Linked DNA regions of Homo sapiens: regions 2 and 3 are each linked to region 1. The links are chromatin loops, found by intact Hi-C in ENCODE. Cell type or tissue: sigmoid colon. All regions are shown on one strand.

What was found. Peaks named below come from ENCODE experiments on the same cell type or tissue, not always from the same donor. Only the 100,000 strongest peaks of a DNase experiment are listed, where the experiment ranks them.
Region 2: a loop joins it to region 1, with 3 times the contacts of the local background. A loop is called at or near these places in 14 of 110 quality-filtered maps.
Region 3: a loop joins it to region 1, with 6 times the contacts of the local background. A loop is called at or near these places in 28 of 110 quality-filtered maps.

Annotation. Positions count from the first base shown.
Region 1 is chr4:138,676,662-138,684,661 of GRCh38, reverse strand. No RefSeq gene overlaps it. Among named protein-coding and RNA genes, the nearest start is that of NOCT, 340 kb to the left of the region's middle. In sigmoid colon, a CTCF peak has its summit at 3,468 (motif pointing right); DNase peaks (open chromatin) are centred at 1,851 and 3,481.
Region 2 is chr4:138,934,608-138,942,607 of GRCh38, reverse strand. The region is part of intron 2 of LOC105377448 (a long non-coding RNA gene); the gene reads left to right. Among named protein-coding and RNA genes, the nearest start is that of NOCT, 77 kb to the left of the region's middle. In sigmoid colon, a CTCF peak has its summit at 4,095; no DNase peak of the experiment used is centred here.
Region 3 is chr4:137,120,413-137,128,412 of GRCh38, reverse strand. All of the region lies in intron 1 of LINC02511 (long intergenic non-protein coding RNA 2511), which reads left to right. Among named protein-coding and RNA genes, the nearest start is that of LINC02510, 69 kb to the left of the region's middle. In sigmoid colon, a CTCF peak has its summit at 3,942; no DNase peak of the experiment used is centred here; H3K4me3 peaks cover 901 bases.

The DNA.
Region 1 (8,000 bases):
TTATTATATTGATTATTATCTTAAGATGTTCAATATTATCAGTTATTTCACTAGGGGTTGGCACCCATAGCTATAAAGTATGTGTCAGATTCTTATTACACCCAATAATATCACTAACTTTGAGGGTTTGGCCACTGCTGTATTGTCAGTTTTTGAAAATGGAAAATGACAGTCATAATTTCTTTCAGAAAGGATTTGGAGACTGTATTAGTTTTCTCTTGCTGCTGTAACAAAGTGGTTTAAAACAACACAGATTTATTATCTTATGGTTTTGGAGGTCCAAAGTCCACAATGGAACTTAACTTGCTAAAATCAAGTTGTCAACAGGGCTGTTCCTTCTGGGGCTCTAGAGGAGAATCTGTTTCTTTGCCATTTCCACCTTCTAGTGGCTGTTCAGATCCCTTAGGGGAGACTGCTTCTATCTTGAAAGCCAGCAATGGCCCTGTTCCTACTTCTGCTCCTGTCATGGCCTCTCCTTCTCTGACTGAGTCTCCTGCCTTCATTTTAGAAGGACCCTTGTGATTACTATTAAACTCACATATATAATCCAGGATAATCTCCTCATCTCAAGGTCCTTACCTTAATCACACTCGTAAAGTCCTTATGCCATGTAAGGCAACATATTCACAGGTTCCAGGGATTAGCATGCCTACATCTTTAGGGAGGCCGTTATTTTCTCTACCACAGGAACAAAAGGCAAAAGTAGACTAGAAGATCAGTTTTTATGAATGAGCAACACCAGTACACTTTTGGATGCTTTTTATTTTTTCTTTGAAACAGTTGTTTTCAGTTCCATACGGGCTTGAAAACGGCAAAAACATTAATTGAATTCCTATTCAACCGTATGGTTTGTGATTTATTTCGTGTGTATGGAAGTACGGTAGCTTCGTTTGGATGAAAAATTTACTTTCTAATCTTCTTTTAAAGGTCAAGTGGCAAAGAGGACTGGTTTTAAATGCAAGTTATCCACATGGAGCAATTAAGGAGAGATATAAAGTGGTATAGATTTTAACATGTGACATGGGCCAGATACAAGCGGAGGAGAATTGACTAAGATATTAGCTGATTTAGGAAAATTTAAATCCTGCCTTTGGGAGCACACTTGGATTAATATATATTTATTGTAATTCATTAAAAAATCCTTCTCTTCTAAGCTATTTTATCATTACATTTGCAATTTGCTTCTCTTTGCAGCCAGACATAAACACCAAGAGCCAATCTCAGAGGTAAATTCTTGCCTCAGCCTCCTTTTTGCTGTCAGTGGGCGGTGTTGACTTAAAGCCCACTTTCAGAGATGTATTGAAATTCCATATTAAGTTAAAGGATGCTTTGTAATGTTCGATCTCTCTCCCAGAACAAACAGACCTGACACGGTCCAGGTATCCCTCCCTCTCTTCCTGATGTCATTTGTGCTTTCAGATCTTCCCTTGCCGAAATTGCTCTTGGTCATCAGCTTGACCATTGGGGCATTTCTAGATTTCCACTGTAACCTGATTCCCCTGTGGTGTAGGAGGGAGGGAGATTTCAAAGGTGTCTCGGGAGATCCCGGCCTGGTGGAGCGGAGGCGCTGCCCTCCACGTGTGTAGGTTGTGAAACCTTCGGGATCTGCTTCTCTTTCTCTTTCTGCTGGTGACTGAGGGATGCTGGGTGGATCAAGCGGAGCAGGCAGACCCTCTTTAAGCCGCATGCCGATTCCTTTAGGCAGAAACACAAGCCTTTCTCCATCCCGCGCCCTCTCCTCCTGTGGTGCATTCAGGCGATAAAGGGGAACAATGAAATGCAACCTGTTGGTGCTGGCATCTGCTCAACGGCTGTAGCCTGTGTGGAGGCAGCTGACTGTGCTGGCACCTCTGCCTGGGCTTGGCAAGACCAGAGCACACACCATTCTCACCACAGCCTGGAACGGGACCCGATGACAAGTGGCTATAAAATGATGATAGAGAGAGGCAGGAATCATGGTCCAGGAGAGGGAGGGGAGCAGGAGGCAGCACCAAGAACAGCCATGCAGTTTAGAAGAGGTGAAAAACAGGGAAATGTTAGTTGCTTGCATTTTTTTGTTGCTTTCTTTCTTTTCTTTTCTTTTCTTTCTTTCTTTCTTTCTTTCTTTCTTTCTTTCTTTCTTTTTCTTTCTTTCTTTTCTTTCTTTCTCTTTCTTTTCTTTTTCTTTTCTTTCTCTTTCTTCCTTCTTTCCTTCCTTCCTTCCTTGTTTCTTTCTTTCTTCTTTCTTTCTCTCTCTCTTTTTCTCTCTTTCTCTCTTTTGCTTGTTTTAGTCAGGTTGTTCTTGTGAGGGCAGAAATCTGTGTAGTAATCTTAAGGCTGTCTTCTCCTCTGATTTAGTGGATGCTTCTGTTTAATGAATCACTTCATGCTACTTACTGATGGGGCTTTCAAAGGAATGGCTTTGCGGTAACAAGTACAATTAGAAATTATCATCAGCAATTACAAGTGATACTCTTGATTTTGGTTGGCTGTGATCATTGTTTATTGGTTGGGCAGGGCCTTTCCATTATCAGAAATATCCTTTTAATTTTGGAGAAAATCAAGGAAAAGCATTAATTGATATGTTTATTTTTTATAGCTTTATAATGTTTGAGAAGTTCTGAATAGGAAATCTTCTCAATGGAAATTTAAAATTTTATTAAGTGTTACTCAATGGCTCTCAAAATTCAGTGTGCACATTACCCGAGGAGCCTGGAAAATGCAGAATTCTGGGTCCTATCCCCAGAGTTTTGAATTCAATAGATTTGGGTGGAGTCTCCAAATTTGCCTTTTTAACAAACTCCCAAGTTACCCTGATGCAGGTGGTAGGGATCATGGTTTGCAGAAAACTAGATCATATGCCTGGACTTCTCAGCTAATTATGTCCTGATTAGCTCTACGGCCAACCCCTCCCCACGTGTTTTCATTTGATATAATTTTCTCTAAGCTAGTTGTTGTGTTTTCATGCATTTCGGGAAGGAGGCTTCTGAGAGTGCGGTGTATCGCCTGCATTGTTATTTTCAGAGCTTTTGGTCTTAGGTTTATTCCCAGTACAAAGACTGAAGGATGATCTGAAATCAAATACATTTGTCTGGGAGTGGAATGTCTGTTAGACCCAGGCATTGATTTCCTTGAGCTTGAGTTCTCAGTAAATGTCTTTCCAGTGAGAATTCCAATCAGAATTCTAAAGGTTATATGAAATAGGATTGATTTCTGGGCTTCCTCCAGGGAGATTGCTTAATTTTTATAAGCAAAATTAACTCACCACCACGGCTTGTTTTGTAATCAGCACACAGTTCATATTTTAGGATAAAATGCTCTGTTGATTAGTGTGTGAAACAGGTGATCCAGAAAATATCTCTGTGCTGAGAATCTTTAAGGGAGAAATATTTGCACTCCAGAGGATGAAAAGATAGCAAAACGAAATCTAGGCAGAACTAGGAGAGATGCCCGATTTCTACAGGTGCTCTCACACTATTCGACCACCAGGGGGCAGCATTGCACTTTGTTTGGAAAACGGTCTCTGTGGCTAGCAGCCCTTTAAAGGAAAATAACATCTAAGTGAGCAAAGCTAAAAACCAGAACATTAGCAAGAACCAGAAAACCAACAACACAGAACCCAAACTCTCTTTGTTATAAAGTGCCGTCTTTGCTTTTCTTGGTACACGGGTTTTAATATTGTAGTATTAAGACTCTCCAGGGCATACTTTATCGGTCCATTAATACATACTTAGGGGTGGTGGATGATTCAGTGAGATTATTTTTCATTTTTCTTACTTTTTGTTTGCTTCTCTCATCTCATCTCACTTGTCCTTGTCTTTGTGTCAAACAACTACTGTCCTGTATCTACTTCTTTCAGAGCAGAGATAGGCCCAACAGCTGGCTGCACCTTGCTATTGGCTGATCATTTTGTGGAGCTGGGTGGACGTGTATAGATCCTGGCTGGAAAGCTCTCTCCTTCTTGGTGTAAAACCAGGTTCACAGTGTGCATAGTTCTGGGAAGTTCCTGGGGATTATAGTTATTTTTAATGCACCCTCACAAACACTTTTATAGGAGTCAAGCTATCATATTATAGAAAGTGATGCAAAATAAATATATGCTAAAATTTTGTATTTTTAAAATTGACTCATATGATTAATGGATAAAGTGTGGTTGAATGAAAGACCCAAGTATGAGTGTTAGGAATGTGATTTCCGCCAGTCCGGGGATCATGTCTGTTTGTTCAGAGATGATACATCAAGCTCCTAGAACTGTGCCTGGCATGGCAGGCACTCAATTAATGTTTGTTGAGTGAATTAATGAATTTAAACACATGTTATGACCAGCTCCTCCTTCCCCTACCTGGGCTTTGCGTTTGAGCAATGATTAACTTGGGAACTAAGGTAAGGCTGGGGACATTTACTTGGCCTCCTTGCCTGTCTCAGTCACTGTCTCTTTTATTTCTGGGGGTAGTGGAAGTAAAATGACCGAGAGTTTCTTGAAGGAAAGTCCTAAAATCTATTATTTATTTATTTATTTATTTATTTATTTATTTATTTATTTTTTGAGACGGAGTCTTGCTTTGTCACCCAGGCTGGAGTGCAGTGGCATGATCTCGGCTTACTGCAACCTCTGCCTCCCAGGTTCAAGTGATTCTCCTGCTTCAGCCTCCCGAGTAGCTGGGATTACAGGTGCCTGCCACCATGCCCCACTAATTTTAGTAGAGACGGGGTTTCACCATATTGGCCAGGTTGGTCTTGAACTCCTGACCTTGTGATCCACCGGCCTCAGCTTCCCAAAGTGCTGGGATTACAGGCATGAGTCAGCGTGCTCAGCCCATATCTAATCTTTAAGAACAACTATAAACCCTAAATATTTTCGTTTCTCTGAAATGTGCATGTAACGTTGCATACAATTACAGCATTAATGCTGCCTTTTTAGGGGAGTTTCACTAAGACTAGACTTGAAGATTTCTCGGTACTAATGCCCTTCTATGAGGAAGCCCTCCTATTTTGCTTCCTCCTCCCTTTTCTTCTCTTGCAAGAAACAGTCAGGTTGAGAAACTTGACTTTGAACAGGAGCAGGGCAGGGAATAACAGGCACATGAAGATTAATTACCCTCGTTGGAATCCAGCTTGACTGGGCAAGGTGAGACAGTTCAATTATTTAATCATGTTGGTGCTATTGGCTTCCAAATCCTTGAGTGCCAGGATAGCCCTTCCTTTCCATTTAATTTACATGAGGAATTGCTCCTCAACTCGCTGCTCTCAGCTGAACCCTCCGGCAGAGGGAGAGGAGCAGTCGATTTTGGAAGGAGATGATCCCATCTCTGTATCCTCTTGGGCTGCATTTGTGAAGAGTTCTCAGCGCTTATTTTGGAAGCTGCCAGACTACTTGTGTCTCTCCTGTCCCCAGCAGGCTGCTCCGTTCCGTGTGTAATGGAAGCTTTCTCCCTTGCACATGACTTTTTAAGGCTTTCTTTTGGCTCAAGAATGTCTACCCATTGAAGCTACAGGTCAGAGCATGTCTTAGAGCAGAACATGCTAGAGCAGCACAGTCCAATAGAATGTTCTGTGATGATAGAGATGTTCTGTAACTGCCCTGTCCGGTGTGGCAGGCAGTGACCAAATGTGGCTATTAGCACTAGAAATGTGGCCAGTGCGATGGAGGAAATGAAATTTTAATTGAAACTAATTTAAAGTTAAAATTACCTATGGCCCAGTGGAGACTATACTGGGCAGTGAAAGACTAGATTGTACCTGCGATGCCAACAGAGAGGTGATTTTTGTTTGTTTGTTTCTGGTGGGGCTTGACCGTCGCACTGCCACACAGCAGGGCTGCCTTGCACATTTAGTCCCCTGGTATTAACGTAGTTTTTCCATTATATCCCACCAAGCCCTCTTGTTTCTCACCATGCCCCTCTGCTACTGCATCTTGGTGATGTCACTCCTCATTAGCATCTGCGAAGGGACAGGAGAATGGAATTTTACCTATTCAGCTATGGTTTCTTGTCCTGCACTCCCCACACACAGGTGGTAAGAGATCTTAATCCCAATGAAAACTGCATTCTGTCAAAGTAAAATGAGTTAGCTGGGCGTACCTTCACCATATGTTTTAGTGTCATGACCCGTGGACTTCTGCAAGGGTGCTGCCACCCACTTAGTGTCCCACAGCCTGTAAGGCACATGCTCTGTTTAGCATAGATTTTTCAAAGTTGTTCAGTGATTTAATGCACATATAAGACCAATTGACAGTTTGTCTATGAAAATGAGCTTTTTAAAAAATGGCCTCATGAACCAAATATATATGGTCCAAACTAGATACAACAAGAAAGGGATAGGAGCATGAAGTATCTCGCACTAAGAATGAAAGACAAGGACTGAGTTTCCACAAATCTTAGTCATTCAGATAGAGCTATGGAGTCATAATCAATGACTTCCAATCTCCCTCATCCTCCAGCCTCACTGTGCCCCCAAGCTCATCAACTCATCATTCCCCTGCTGCTTCCACCACACTGACACTGGGCCCTGCACACTTCATGCCCTAGTTGCTAAAATTATACAAATAGAGAGGAGAAAAAAATAAGTCTGTGAAATCATTCTCTTGGTTCCTGTGGTTTACACTTGCTAGTTAATTTGAGCCTTAATGTTGGTCTCTCAGAGTGACAGAAACAGCAGCCAATCTGCTGTTGTACAAGCAAGTGCATATAGCCTCATTGCTAACACCCTTGAAAAATGTCCCCAGAAATGCAGCTCAGGAAGAGAGTTCTTTAAATTAAGCTAGATTTGTAAAGAGCCCATTTACTGCCTGACTTAGAGCTAAATCCTGTGGCAGAATGGAATGTGAGGCTAGCTGCCAGGGAACAGAAAACAGCTTGGGTACCAAACCGTGAGCCTGTGAGTGGCAGAGAAGGAGTGATGTTAGAACAGAAGGCATCCTCAAGTCTGACAGGAAAGGAAAAAAAAGTCAAAACAGAAGGAAGTATCTAGAGACACAGTACAGACAGGTTGTCCAGGAAAGTTGGGGTGCAGAGAATGAAGAAAGAGAGAAGAGGAATGAGGAGCCTTCTCTGGAGAAAAGAAGGATCTAAAGGTAGAAGAAGAGAATGTACCTAGTTCTTTCTTCTGCTTTATCTCATTAAAGAGACATGACTGAAAATCAAGTCATTTCAGCAAATAACCAGACAGTAGCAGGTCACCAGATGAAACTCCTTCCCTGCCTGGACGTTAAGTCCTGATTTCATGCGAACAAGTAAGCAAGTGAGCAAGTCAAGCCTCCTCTTATATGCTGCTCTTTCTAGGTTAATCATTTACCTTCAATAGGAGGAATTTTTTTCAGACATTCCAATGTAGTTGATTTCAAATCCCTTGGAGAAGGATTTGAAGAGCAATGAGAAGGTGGGTTCTCCTATAACATCTCATCCAAGTGCAGCCCCTTTCCATTTCCTCTACGAATAAAGAGCACATGACCGGCTGATATCCAACTGCAGAACTTTAACTTGCTTTCTGTTTTAGGGCCTCTGCCTTTGGTGGGCTTCAAAATCTCCAGGGGGAGCTTATTAAGAACATTGTTGCCTGGACTCTAGACCCCAGAGATATAGAGTCTCAAGGGAAAACAGCATCTCTGAAAGAAACCCAGGCTGGGAAATTTTGGGAAGTGGGGCAAAACTGTAAAATGTGAAAATTTTCAGGCTTAGAGGATGCAGCAATTTGATGCTAGTTAAAAAAATTCCCCAAAAAGACAGTTGTATGGAATAATTTCTGTATAACTTGGTTGGAAGTTAAGGATAAAAGATAAAGAGGTTTCTTTTTCTCCCACATTAAGTTATTGACTAGTAAAGTCCCCCTTTCTCTCCACTTAATTATGGAAGAAAGAACAAACTCCAATTTTAGGAGTTGCTCATCCATTTTAGGGATGGCCCAGATGGGGAGCATATTTGTGTTCGGAAATCTCTTTACTTTGGAATATGGTTTGTACGTTCCATCTTTCCTCCAAGCTGAGGGGCCATTGCTGAGCCTCCAAAGGCCCTTGCGATTCCTGC
Region 2 (8,000 bases), 260 kb before region 1:
TTACATGCTTACCAATGTGTTCACATGGCCATCTGTTTTCATGAAGTTTTCAATAGTAAAATATTGTGAAGAAGTAAGAAGTGAATTTGGAAAAATGCTTTTGAGTGATAATTTATTGAATATTACTACTTTTGAAAAATTATTTACTCGATTTGGACATACATGAAGGGTATCTTCTTTAGTTACCTTTATAATTTTTATTAAAGAAAGGAGAAAACTGGCCGGGCACAGTGGCTCATGCCTGTAATCCCAGCTCTTTGGGAGGCTGAGGTGGGTGGATCACCTGAGATCCAGAGTTTGAGAGCAGCCTGGCCAACATGGTGAAACCCCGTCTCTATTAAAAATACAAAAATTATCTGGGCATGGTTGCACACACCTGTAGTCCCAGCTACTTGGGAGGCTGAGGCTGGAGAATCATTTGAACTTGGGAGACGGAGGTTGCAGTGATCTGAGATGGCACCACTGTGCTCCAGCCTGAGTGACAGACTCTGTCTCCAAAAAAAAAAAAAAAAGAAGAAGAAGAAAATTATGAGAAAAAAATGAATGAAATGTGAGGCAAAAGTGATTAAGAGAAAAATCAATGGAAATTTTCTGATATTGAGAAGTTAATTGTAATAAAATGTTTTAGATAATGCCTAAAGTGGCCATCCATGGAGAGGAAGAAGTAATTTTGAGTAGAAATAATGAATAAGGTCTACTATTATTTGATAAAATGTCTGATGAAGAGGAGTGTATCACACTAGGAAAAGATTTACATTTCTTGCTTATTTGATAAAACACTGATATTGATGAAGATATTATAAAATTCATAATGTCATTATTGTGAAGATATTGATGACAATATTGAGCAATTATTATTATTATATAATTATTATTATTTTTGGAGACAAGATCTCCCTCTGTCGCTCAGGCTGGAGTGCAGTGGCACGAACTCGGCTCACTGCAACCTCTGCCTTCTGGGTTCAAGCGATTCTCCTGCCTCAGCCTCCTAGCTGGGACTACAGGTGCCTGCCACCACGCCTGGCTAATTTTTTGTATTTTAGTAGAGACGAGGTTTCACCATGTTGCCCAGGGTGATCTCGAACTCCCAGCTCAGGCAGTCCACCCATTTTGGTCTCCCAAAGTGCTGGGATTTACAGGCATGTACCACTGCGCCCAGCTGATGAGCAAATTATTTAATGAAATACCAATTAATATTTAAGATTAGCCATTGCCCAAGAACACTTGAAATATCCTGAAATTTTATATCTCATTTTTAAAAGAAACTTGAGATTTTTAAAAATTTGACAACAATCCTAAATTTTATATGGTATCAATAATGTGTTGTGAAGCTAAAAGAAACCTTTCTAAACTATCAATAAAAACATATTTTGATGAGTCATGATGGAGGAAAGACTGAACTATCTATTCTTTCTATAGAAAGTGATTTTTCTAAATCTCATTAAGAGGCAAAGGATATGTACCCCCAAAATGCAGTAAAGAACATATCGTAGAAGTGTGTCAGGCAACTAATTAGTAAAAATACAAGTTTTTATTCTAATTTTTGTGATGTTTATGGTATTCAATAGCTTTAAGAAATTGTATAATTTGTGAGGATTTCGTATTTGGTTCTAAAGAGATATTTACCATTGTAAAATTCTTTTTTTTCTCTTTTTTTTTTTGAGGTGGAGTTTTGCTCTTGTTGCCCAGGCTGGTGTGCAATGGCACGATCTCGGCTCACTGCAACCTGCGTCTCCCGGGTTCAAGTGATTCTCCTGCCTCAGGCTCCTGAGTAGCTGGGATTACATTCATGTGCCACCACGCCTGCTAATTTTGTATTTTTTTAGTAGAGATGGGATTTCTCCATGTTGGTCTCAAACTCCCGACCTCAGGTGATCCGCCTGCCTTGGCCTCCCAAAGTGCTGGGATTACAGGCGTGAGCCACTGCGCCCGGCCCAAAATTCTTTTTCTTATAGAGGACCCAATGTCGTATGAGCGCCAGGATCCTCAAAACCTAGATTTCAACTTTCACTAATAATTCTCTTCTTATTTGTTGTCTTTTTCTCTCTAAGAACCAGGGACTTGATGTCTGGGATTTCAGAGCATATGATGACATGTAGAGAGCCACAAGGTCAAACCTCACAGCAGGCTTAATTTAAATTTGTCTCAGTAAACTGAGAAATTATTACATATCCTGAATCATAGGAGCTGCTTGAGTGTAACTGATACCTCAAATGTTAAATTAGCGAATTCCAGGAATTTAGCATAAAGCTTTATCCTTAGGGAGAGTTACCTGATATCCACTGGAAAAGTAGCTCAGTGCTAGCTTCAGACTTTAGGATCTTCCAAGTGCCCTTATGTTGTGATTGGATGCTGGCTTTCAAATGTCCCATTCCATTGCGTCATAGAATAAAGGGCCTTCTGTCCTTTGGAACCGGGAAATACAAGTCAAATAGATTTGATGGGGCCCTGTCATTTTTCAGTTGGTCAATAATTCTTGGCTCCCCTACCATATCCAGTGATGGCTTACTGAGAACAGGGAACGATTTTTAATGATGTAATCCTGAGTTAAGCAAGCAGCTATGGCGTGGTGATTGATGTGTATCTATTTAGAAAGATTTTTGCCTCATAGCTAGAACAGGTAAGGTCAAAGATGGTCATCTCCCCTATGAGGAAAGGCTCAAGTTCCTTCTGCAGTCGAATAGCTTTTTCTTTAAATCTGGAAGAGGAATTGGGAGTGGGGAAAACTTCTCTGCATAATGCTCACTCAGAGATGGATGTTAACAAGGGATGCCTGGGCTCTGCCATGACCTTGACAGTGTTCTGGCTGGCCTTATTTTGGTTCTCATAGGTGACTGTACACCAGCATTTCCGCTTGGCTTCATGCTCCCTTGGTGGGTTCTGTGGATGAGAGAATATAGGCATGAATTCTTGATAACAGCTGTGACACAGCACCAAGGACCCTGCAGAAATTCCTGTGTTGGCATTTGAAGGTCCACCAATCAACATCATATTTTACTTCTCTCCTATATTTATCCTGCATTTGAGTCAGAATGTACTATTTCTGACTCAATAAAAGGAGAGTAGCACTCAGATGATCTTTTCCTGATTTGTGATTTTACTCATGCTGTTTCCTTTACCTGGAGTGCCCTTTCTTCCTATTGCACATGTCAAAAATTTTATCCAGGGGCTGGGCGCGGTGGCGCATGCCTGTAATCCCAGCACTTTGGGAGGCTGAGGCGGGCAGATCACGAGGTCAGGAGATCGAGACCATCCTGCTAACACAGTGAAACGCCGTCTCTACTAAAAATACAAAAAATTAGCTGGACGTTGTGGCGGGCGCCTGTAGTCCCAGCTACTCGGGAGGCTGAGGCAGGAGAATGGTGTGAACCTGGTAGGCAGAGCTTGCAGTGAGCTGAGATCGCACCACTGCACTCCAGCCTGGGCAACAGAGCGAGACTCCCTCTCAAAAAAAAAAAAAAATATTTATCCATATTCGATTCATCTACACCAAGTAGTTCCTGATCCTTCTACATGATTGCCTCCTCTCTTTGGGAGTCCTCTTTAGCACTTTATTTCTGTTTTGATGAAGGGACTTGCCTTGTTCCATCTGTTGTCACCACAGCACGGACATTGCTCATGTTAGGCACCTGCGTCTGTTAAATCGGCAGTGACTATTTCCTCCTGAATCAGGTTTGAACTGTCTACCTGCAAAGCCTGAAAAAATCCCCATGATGACAAGCTACTAGAGTTCAGGGGCAGCTGATCATCCCTGATCCCTTCCACTTTAACTTTAAAGTGAAAATTACTTTTCTGACCTCAGGGAGAAACCATATTTCATCTCTTAGGTGTTATGACCCCACCTTGTCCTCACACAAATTACTTTTAGGACTATAGGCTTCTTTAGACAAAGTGTACCTTAAAACATCCACAGTTCTCTAAATATCTAAAGAGAAAACAATCTTTCTCATAATTTCAAACACTCATGAAACTTCCATGATAGCAACCTTGCATTTCCATCTGGCAATTATTATACTAGAAGGGAAGCATTTAGGAGTCATAGTTATAAACCTAGGTCTTCTGCCCTCACCCAACTTTCGTGTTTCAAGTTCTTTTTCAACACACTAGATGTCACTCTCTACCCACCGAATTTCAGAGCTAAGCACTGTGGTGAGTTAATTAGAAAAGAAAGCTATTTGGAAAAGGGTTCGTAAGTAGCTGCAAAACATATTTTCAATTACTTCCAAATAGAACATTTTCCCCCACAGTTTGCAAGAGGCGTTCATTATTTCTTTGGTAAAAAGAAACCCTTCAAAACTCGTTAAAGGAAAGAGGAGTAAAGTCAGTAGTAGTCTTTTCTCTCTCCAGCCTTGTGGCATGGTGATTTAGACAGGTGTGGAGCTGTGCTGAAATATAGTTTGCCTCTGAAATTATTTCCTCAGCAAAGGACAGAGCCTCAGGAGGGGGCTGGCATTTAAAGCTGTTCCCAGAGATGCAGGGAAATCCCACATCCAGCCCTCTCAACAATACCTCAGAAAGGACCCTTTGCGTATAAAGGAAGCATTGATGACTTAAATTTCATTTTCTTGATTTAACAGGCATTTTCAATCATGAAACATACATGCGAACCTTCTAATTGGATTGCCAAGGTGAAAGAAAACTAAAGAAATACCAGTGCAGAAAGGAAGTTCTTTATTTTCAGGTTGCTCAAGCTAAAACAATAAGCAGCATTTCATGGATGACTGGCATGTCGCCTTTTACTCCTCAAGGCAGACTCAAGAGTTTTCCCAGAAACAGAGGACGAGGCAAGTTAGTGTGGTATTACTTTATTTAAATTCTGTCTTGATTTTTACGCCACAGATGCCCCCTAAGTGACAAAACTTCTTTACAATTTAAAAACTTTAAAGGGAAGTAGGGATCATTTTAGTGGTTCACTGTGATATTGTTCTACGTGGCTTTGGTAAACCCTGGGGCATATGAATTGGCCAGGAATTCCAGAACTGCTTTTCATTTTAAGTAATTTAAACCTTTTTTTTTTTTTTTTTTTTTTTTTTTTTTTTGAGACAGAATTTTGCTCTTGTTGCCCAGGCTGGAATGCAATGGCGTGATCTTGGCTCACCACAACTTCTGCTTCCCAGGTTCAAGCGATTCTCCTGCCTCAGTCTTCTGAATAGCTGGGATTACAGGCATGTGCCACCATGCCTGGCTAATTTTGTATTTTTAGTAGAGACGGGGTTTCTCCACATTGGTCAGGCTGTTCTCAAACTCCCGACCTCAGGTGATCCGCCCACCTCGGCCTTCCAAAGTGCTGGGATTACAGGCAGGAGCCACTGCACCCAGGCTGTAATTTAAACTTTTAAGATACAAATTGAAGGCAAATCTCATCCCTAACCTTACTAAAACAATAATATCCTCAAAATGACAATAGATAACATGACAGTTTAAAGTATGGGCCTGACATTTCAGGTGTGAATGGAATTGTTTTCTACTTCCTAAAAATCTGCGGGTGCTGTGGCTTGGATCTTTGTTCCCTCCAAACCTCGCGTTGAAATGTGACCCCCACTGTTGGAGGTGGAGCCTAATGGGAGGTGTTTGGGTCATGGGGTGGGTCTCTCATGAATAGAGTAATGCCCTCCCGTGGGAGGGAGTTCTCCCTCTATTAGTTCTTGAGACAGCTCGTTGTTAAAAAGAGCCTGGCACGCCCCACCCCATTTTCATCCTTTCTCTCTATGTGATCTCTGCACATGCCAGCTCCCCTTTGTCCTCCGCTATGAGTGGAAGCAGCCTGAGGCCCTCACCAGATGCAAATGCCCAATCTTGAGCTTTCTAGCCATCAGAATCGTGAACCAAATAAACTTCCTTTTCTTTATAACTTACCCAGCCTCAGAGATGCCCTTATAGCAACACGAAATGAACTAAGACAGTGGGTCAGTTATGCTTGTAACAAGAACTCATGTAGCAAAGATAAATTCAAATAACCTTGGGGTCTGCTTTGCACCTATGTGTGTGTACATACAAATAAAAATTGTGAGGTTTTACAAGAAATTATGCCTACTGCATTTTAGATCATTATATATGCTTTGAATTTAGGAGAATACTCAAATATGTTTTAGTCTTTGGTGAAGCTGAATCACTTGTGGCTACCCCTTAATCATTATTTTAAAATTATAATTTGACATTATTTAGCTGGTATTAGAATGTGATATGCTCAATTTTTATGTGTGTGTATGTATGTGATGACGTTTTGAAACAAGTTTTGGTCTACTTATACAGGTCTCAGTGAGACTAAGTTTGAATTACAGCTAAAGCTTTTTCTTCTCAAATGACAACTTTACATATATGGAGAGTCCTCAAAGCAGGAGAGAGATATAAAAAAGAAATTGAATTCATTCATTCAACAAGCTTCTAGAGGGCACTTACTATCTCTTAATAAGAACTTCTCCCATTACAAAAGTAGCACACATACATTGTAAGAATTTGGAAAATACAGATGGGCACACAGAAGAGTATACACCCCACCCATAATTCCATCCTCCAGAGATTTCAACATTTATGTTTTGGTGACTTATTAATGCTTGATTGATATATTTCTAGTTCTGATCTCTATCTGTCTATTTATCTAAGCTATAACTTGCAATCATGTTGTGCATATGCATATTATAAACTCCTTGTCTCCTATTTTTCTTTGTAATTAAATATTCTTCTGCAACACTATTTTTAATGGCTGCAAGGTGTTTTGTTATTCGGAAAATTTAAAAAACTAAGTTCCAATGGTTAAACAATCTTGTAGCTATCACTTTTGTATATTTATGATTAGTTTTTAGGATACAAATTATAAGTGGAATTTTTAGGTTAAAGGATGAGAACGTGGTTGCTCTATGTTGCAGATTACCTTCTTATCTTTTAAAGGTCAATTTGCCTTTATTTCTACTAGCAGTGCACAAACATTCCTGGATCTTCTCACTGTTGCCTTAGAAATCTTTTTATAGTGACTTCTGATGCTTTCCTTGTCTGCTTAGTAAAATGCAAACAGGTTTGTTTAACATCAGCCTTAAGATAAATGCCTTAGCACGTTAGTAAAGGAATTTTTATATTAGGTTAAAAGAAGAGCAAATAAACAATAAAAAGTAATAGTATTGCATCTCTGACTCTGCATTTATTCCAACAAGTACAGCTTATTTTTAATTACTGGTGATAAATACTTCATAGTCTACTAATAAACGTCCTGCAGTATATTTTGAAAAAGGCAATAAACGCTTTGTCAGGTGAGAATTCACTATAGTTCTTGGCCTCTAAATCTCTGTTGAAAAGAAGGATAAAACTGCCAGTTTTGCTGGTAAGAATTATTGGAAAGACTGATAAGCAAGTAAGACTTAGCAAGGTTCTGAAATAATTACTGCCATCAGGACAAAATTGGGAAAATAAACCTGCACATTCATGTAGTACTAATATTAGGTCAAGTCAGTGCTTTTTCTTTTTAAACATCAAACATAGTGCTTGGGAGATAAATGAAAAAGTTAAGAATAAATTAGTTTAGGAAGAAACCCCTGGTTGGGGTTGAATTTGCTGAATAGATTAGGGATGAACTTGTATTTTCTCTGTGGTGGGGGGAATTTGAAATACTGTTTTTAGTATAGTTAGCAAAATTGGGGCAAAAAGATTCAACTCAGAAAATATGCAGTTCTAAGTTATGATCCTTATTGGTGCTGACTTTAGAGATACTACTGGGAATCAGGAAGAAATTACTTTTTATTCATTTTGTGAAACGTTCTTACTCTTCTTATTTTCCTAGCACATATTAAAACTTTCAAAATAGAAATAGATTTTTTTTCTGATTTAGAAAAAGGTTATACACTCATTGTAAAAAAAATTACATAGCACAGAAAAGTATAAAGAAAGTAAAAATCACTAAAAGTAACACTACCCAGCAATAACTACTATCAATATTTGAGGAACATCTTTTCAGACAGCTGACACTGTTCTCTCAACAGATGCAGAATTTTATGCAAACGTGTTTGTCT
Region 3 (8,000 bases), 1.6 Mb after region 1:
TAAATAAAAACTAACATTGCAGAAACTTGAGATCTTACAGATGACTGATTGTTATCTACTTAAATATCTTTTGATTAAGTAAATGTAAAAGATTATTCAGAGTTCTATATTTTGAAAGAATTTGTAGAGATCATTACGCACATTTTCTTTAAATTAGGCCAGAGTTATTTAAGACACCCTGCGGTGCCAAATAATGGGCAAGTGCCAGAATAGAAAAGTATGTAAATTTAATATGTATAAGCAGGATCTTACATCCTGGCTGTACAGATAGAGGGCAATGATGGAGTTTATTTTCACACATAAGATTAATGAACATGACTATCTATCTTTTCATTTCATTTTATTCCATTTTAAATGTTAGCATATTTTCAGGAAAATTTATGCAGCTATTGGATGAAATCTGTCTCAATATTTCCATATATTAGAAATACACAAATATGGCAATCACATTCATTTAGATTATGTTACGAACTCTGCAGCAATTTACAGACACTGGACAGGTTATGTTTTTCTTTTTGTAATTTTTAAATTCCTAAAGAGACTTCATCTTTCCCCCAAATGTCTTTTTGGGGAACTGTGTTCATGCGTGGAGGAGTTTTATTTTGTAAGTACTAGACAGTGTGATCTTTCATGTTTCTACTTGCTTCATGAGATAATAGCAAAACAAATGAACAAAAGCATGTTTACCTATCTTAAAATTATCTAGTTTTTTGGCTTTCAAATTTGCTTCAAAATAGAATAGTAAAGATATTTTTCATAGCTAAACAGCGTGCAGCCATGGTTTTTCTACCAAGCTTTAGTTTACATGGCATTCTTCATGGAGAAATCTGATCTTCAGTTATGCTTGTCCAACTTTTATCTATATTGTGAGGCCAAAATAAAAACTTTTGCTTACTGCCTGAGATTTAACGTAAAGCTTCCATTCAATAGTAATGATGAATTTTTCCCTTAGTCTACTTTCTTTTAGAACTTATATTATTTCATAGCTTACTGTATTTGTAGTTTTTGTCTCTGAACATAAATTTTAAACTTCTTGAAAACAAGAACTAAACTTTTATATTAGATTTGTCTTTATAGCTGCCAGTACCCACAAAGTAATTGGCCAAATATCAGGTCTTTAATTAATACTTCTTATCTAAGTAAGGCATCATTTCAATTTGTGTATTTGAGGTAGTAATAAACTGCATGTGAACAGTTTCTGCTAGTGTGGAGAAAATGAGAAAATAAAATATTTCATTTAAAAAAACGTCAAAATTTTATGATAATTGAAAGTAATTAAGGCGACTCAACAGTCAAATGGTTTAGACGATTTTTAGATTTAAAGCCTGGAGCATAGTAATATTGCTAATTTAAGTAAAGTTCATTTGTGGAGTAAAATTGTTTTATGTATTTTTGTCCATGGATATTTTGGTGTATCAGAGGGACCAGAATTAGTTTTAAGATCAGTAATTATCAGCAAGGATGTGGGAAATTTCACATTAACTCGAACCAGAATGCGAGAGAAACAAGAGCAAAGGCTGTGGCAGAACATTTTGGAACTTGCTGAATATGAGGCCATATTCTAAATTCCTTGGTGGCACCTGAGCCTTTTCATTAAAATAAGTTGTAAAGTCATCTACTGACAATCAGCAAGAACATCTTGGGAACAGGAACAAGTAGAAGATTGTGACAGTTGTTCACATGATGAATAACAAGCTTAATTATAAATACTAAATGTAAGATATTACCATTATCAACACAGTAGTATCAAAGTTAATATTGATTACTTGGCATTCTGCTACAATTTTATTTTATTTCATCTTCACAATGCTATCAGGGAGGCACTGTTATTAATATTTTTTCCCATTTTATAGAAGAGAGGTCTAGGAATTAAACTAAGGAAGTCACCAAAGGTCACACAAAAAGCAAAGGTGAAAGTTTTTATTTGAACTTTGGCTAACTCATGCCTTTGTTTTTTCTATCACAAAATATTGATATACCACACTTACAAATATTATCAATTTTGTAGTTATTTTAATTATTTTTTTGCTCCATACTCTAAATTGTGAATGTTGAATATTTCCTGTTACAAAGAAACAGACCAATGAAACAGGTGTAGATGTGGCACCAATCTCTCTACATCTCTCTTTCTCTTTCTCAATCTCTTTTATCTTCTATAGAAAGGAAAAAAATAGATGACATCTCTTCTGCAGTAAGATGTTAGAAGGAGGCCGGGCGCGGTGGCTTACACCTGTAATCCCAGCACAGATCACGAGATCAGGAGATTGAGACCATCCTGGCTTAACACGGTGAAAGCCTGTCTCTACTAAAAATACAAAAAATTAGCTGGGCATGGTGGCGGGCGCCTGTAGTCCTAGCTACTTGGGAGGCTGAGGCAGGAGAACGGCATGAACCCGGGAGGCAGAGCTTGCAGTGAGCCGAGATAGCGCCACTGCACTCCAGCCTGGGCGACAGAGCAAGACTCCGTCTCAAAAAAAAAAAAAAAGAAAAAAGACGTTAGAAGGAATACTACTTTAATATTTTGCTCCAAGCAGAGAAAAGTCTATAGTTAATGGCACAATACCTGGATCAAATAGCCATTTTGTCAGAGATGCTATTGATTAGAAAGCCTCTGAAGTTTTTGCACTGTTTTTTGCTCTCTCTTTTTTGCCTCTGGTCTCAACCGTAAACTTGGCAAGGCACTTCCTTCAGCTGATTCAATTGGTTGATTCCATGTCTCTCCTCATTTGTGGAAGGATATATCTACCTGAGAGGTGGTTGAATCTAGGTGTTAAGGGTCCAGGTTCTGAAAACAGACTGAATTTAAATTCCAGCTCCATCATTTACTTCCGCAGCCCTAAGAGAAAATTTATTAAGCTTTATCTGCCTCAGTTTTTTCACCTTTAAAATGAAGTTATTAATAATACTACCTACAAGATGAATTGTTATGAGGATTAGATGAGTTTATATATGTATTATTCTTAGTGTCCAATATATCCTAAGCTTTAACTTTTGCAATAAAAGAGATACTTGATCATAAATATTGAGTGTCACCAAAAATTAGAAAATAACTTTACATATGTCCAAAATAGCATTTTTCAATAGCATAGAACTCTGGTCAAAACTTTGCCCCAGCACTGTTAGATCTCCCATTGACTCATGTTTTTTGCTTACTATAACAAAATATGCTGCTTGCCTCCTGCTGGTCCCCAACCCCCAATGACAGATATGACCAGCTTTGCAAGTCACACAACGTGACGCAGCTTTCCCCATAAACCAGAATCCTAGGGGGAGGGGTTTGTCCAATCTTATTAAAGAAACTAAGCAAAATGAAACTTAAGCCTTGAAGACAAGGTTCTACTTTATTTGCCGTTTTCAGGATTTGAGTCACAGTGGCAGATGCTAATTTATATGCAAGTTTTATTCCCTGATGGTGTGCCAAAGTTTTGGTAAAAAATGAGAATGTTAATGAAAGAGCCGATCATCTTCAAGTGTTGAATTCAATATTCGTGCTGCATTCGAGGTAATTTCACGAAGAACTGTGGCATTAATAAATGTCTTTCTCATCCTAAAGCACTTATAAATGAAAATAATATTTGTCAAATTAAACCCTGTGTACTATATATAATACTATACAGAATCATGAGTACTATGTACACTTTCGGAAACAAGGTAGCCAAAACAGTTTCAGAATAGGGACACCTGAGATAATCACAAAAAGGAAACATTCTCCTTGTAAAAATTTTAAAAATAAATAGAAAACGTTTTTCTCTTTTGTTTTGACTGTACCTAAAGCCTTATAATTTAATTTATGTTAGAATATATGAGGATGGGGAAAAACACAGTAGTGAAACATTTAAGTTCCTTGGAGAGCTGCAGTCTGTCCAGACAAAGCTGAAGTGTCTGTTTTCCTGCAAGGATGGCAGTGAGTGAAAAAGTGATGTACAGAGACCTCTAGAGACTGGAAAGCTTAACTACAGTTAATACTATGCAGATAGGCTTCAATGCTGTACTGTAATTGAATTACTCAGGGAGCTATAACACAGCTATAAAGAGAACAAGGTACTATTCTATTCCTAGTGATGTGGTTAAAATCAGCATTCTCAAAAGCCTTATGCTTTTGGCTATTTTCTCTTTAATGATTTAATTAAGGTAAAATATGCTTTACATTTGCTCTACTGCAAAAACAATGATTAAACCACAGATGTTCATACCAAAAACATATAAATTATCAATGTGTGCAGAACATTTATTCTTAGAAAAACGTGGTAAGCATTTACCTGCTGCCGTGGCATAGGATATTCTATTTACTTTGGCTTTTACTTACTTGTTTTGGAAAGAAAAGCTGTCGTTATCACGTTTATTTTCCTTTTTTGATATATTGGATTCCTCCTTTTGATAGCTTTGATTATGGCTGGTAGATTTCTTTAAATACTCACTAATAATCCTATAAGAACTTATTGGAATGGAAATAACACAGTTTACAATCAGTTCTGTCTTCATTTCAACTAATTTTTTTGCTCTGTGCACGAAGTTATGAATGTTGAATATTTCCTGCTACAAAGAAACAGATCAAATAAACAAGAATAGCTGCTCTACTTCTGTCTCTGTCTCCATCTCTCTCCCTCCTTCTCCTCTCTCTCTGTCTGGCAGACACATACGTATTAGTGTATTAGCCATTAGTATTAGTCGAGGTTCTCCAAAATAACAATACCAATATCCAATATGGGGTGTAGCGTGTGTGTGTGTGTGTGTGTGTGTGTGTGTGTGTGTCTCAAGGAAGAGAGGGAGAGAGATAGATGATAGAGAGACAGAGAGAGAGAGGGAGACAGAGAGAGAGAGATTGATTTATTTTATTTTATTATTAGGACTAGAAAGTTCAAAATCTCCTGGTCAGGTTGACAGGCTTGAGATCCCAGGGAAGAATTGATGTTTTAGTCTCTAGCTCAAAGGCAATCTAAAGGCAAATTTCCTTTCAAGGCATTCAACCAACTGGATGAAACCCACTCACATTTGGGAGAGTAATCTTGTCTTCCTCAAAGTCTATTGATTTAATTGTTAATCACATCGGAAAGATAACTTTACTGCAACATCTAGACTACTGTTTGACTAAAAACTAAGTACCATGGTGTAGCCAAGTTGACACATAAAACTGACCATTGCGCTGAGTAATTCTGACAACTTTATAAAATTTGACTATTCTAAGTGAACCAAAGCAAATCAAAGCAAGCAAAATATTAACATAAATATACACACAAATAATACAATTATATAATAACTAGTGATGGTATATCCTAAGAATTCTACCTAATCACAGTAAAATATTTCTCAGAAAGACAAACACTGCAAAATGCCTACCTTGCAATTAAAGTTCACAGCTATCTGATGTTCAGCCTACCAAATTCTTTTATTATTTATTTCTTCTTGAAGAATAAAGCTAAATTTATAATTAAACTATTTTAATAATCACACCCAAGTTCTAGTTATTGAATCCAGACAGATATGTTTTCATTGATTACAGATTTTTTTCTTGTAGACATGTGGAGATCCCAGCGAAGAGTTGATTGAGATATATTTCCTTAATATTTCAAATAAAACTGGAAAGATACTTTAAGCCAAATATGTCATTTATTATTGAGCATATAAATAAGGATAATATGCTTGCTAATAATTTTATAATCTTTTATTTTTTAAAATCCCAAGTAATATAATTAGTTTTGAGTTATATTGACACAAAATGGTGTCCTCTTGGTTTGAAATTGAATTTTAATTAATATTACCTATGCAAAAATACTTGGAATATATTAGTGATACTGTCTTCAGCCACCATTATATATTTAAATATGAATTTGATATAAAATACTCACTGACTTTGCCTTTTAAAATCTGTGAATACTATTTGTATATTACATGATAGCGTATTTCTGAGAGTACTTTCCTCATCATTCTTTTTTGGATAGGCATCTGCATTCTCTTAATATGCAATGAGTAGAATATGACTATGGACTCATTTGACTAATTAAAAAAATTGCTCATGCACATAAAGTAGCTTGTATAAGATCATATTGCAATTTAGTATTCATGCCAGAAGTAAAACCTACATTTAGTAGTTTTGAATACAGTGTATAATCATTTGAGATTTACCAAGTGGGGATCGAGTAACTGGCGAAAAGTCTGTATACATTTTTTAAAACATGTTTAGATCATTATATTTATTTTTCAGCCTTATTAAGGTATAACTGACAAAATTTCAATATATTACAAATATACAATATGATTATTGAGTCTATGTCTAAATTGTGAAATGATTACCACAATCAATTTACACATCCATCACCCCACATAGTTGCTATTTTATGTGTTGGGGGAGGCATGCTGAAGACAGTTAAGATCTACTCTAGCAAATTTTAAGTAAACAATTCAGTATTATTAACTATAGTTGCCATGCTATACAGCTTCAGAATTTATTCATCTAGCAATCGAAAGTTTGCACCGTTTTACCTGCATCTCTCCACGTCCCCCACCTTCCCACTTCCTGAAGTCACCTTTCTACTCTACTTTTATGAGTTGAGCTTTCTTAGATTGCACATGTAAGTGAGATTATACAGTATTTGTCTTTCTGTGCCTGGCTTAGTTTATTCAGCATGACGTCTTCCAGGTTTATCCATGCTGTTGCAGGCGTTCCTTATTGTTTATGGCTGAATAATATTGCATTGTGTATATGTATCATGTTTTCTTTAGTCATTCATTAGTCTATATGCTTCTTAATTCCTTAAAGACCTGAGGAAATGGCAATATAATCCCTCATCTATATATTTTTAATAGACTACATCAGAATCTGTATAAGTCTCTAATAGAGATATTTTTAATATAGCTAGTAAAACACATAGTAAGATAAATTCTGAACAACAGTTCTGTGTTTTGTTTTGTTTTAAAGCTAAGTAGTTTAAGGCTAAATTGCAATCATGATCTGTAGTTAATGGACTGATTTTCTTTCATCCTGAATCCAAATGTAATATAAAATTGAATGAGAAGTATTTAAATACAAAATAAGCAGAGGTGCAGCATTAGATGGGCCAGATGAAATCTGAACGCAGAAAATATTGAGGGAGAAATCAGACAAAAAAATAAAAACATAAATGAGTACAGTGCTGATAAAAGTAGCTATAAAAAGTACCAGGGCACAGATATTTGCCCAAATGGAAAGGGCTATTTAGGAAATAGAAAGACTGTAGAGGATCGGGATCACAAATAATGACAAGTACAAGAGCAGCTTTATCTCTGAGCCTTCTTTCATCTGAAAGTAGGAATCATGTATCAAATTACCCTATGCAGTAATATGGCTGGAATAGCTGCTAATTGGAATTAACAGTTATCAATGTTGATGGAAATTTGTTTGGTACTGCCCATGCAAGGCATACTGAATATGAGAGAGACCATCTTAATATAACTTCAGGTTAACTGTAACTGACTGACAAAGAGATGTATTTCTGAAATCAGATATGTCAGAGAATGCAGGGAGCACCGTGGGAATAGCCTTCTCTTAAATGAGGGCAGAAACATGTGGTTACTGAGTTTGAAGTTGGTGCAAATAAGACATAAACTTTCCTTATTTCACCACCGTTTTTCAGGGAAGATCCTCAGTTATCTTATTTGCATTAATAACATTTGTTTGATTTTTGTATATCTGGTTGGGACAAAGAAAAAGACAAGAAGAAATTTTTTCGAAATGTTAGCCAAATCCCTTTTTCAAAAAAAATACATTTTGTTAGGAGTTGTTTTTATGGCTCAATCTCTAGTCATAATTTAATTTTAATCTTAAGCTTTTAATTAAAAAAAACTTTTAGTTTTTGTGGGTGCATAGTAGGTGAATATACTTATGGGGTACATGAGATACCTTAATACAGGCATGCAATCATAATAATATCTTGGTAAATGGGGTATCCATCCCCTCAATCATGTATCCTTTGTGTTACAAACAATTTGATTATACTCTTCTGATTATTTTTAAATGCACAATT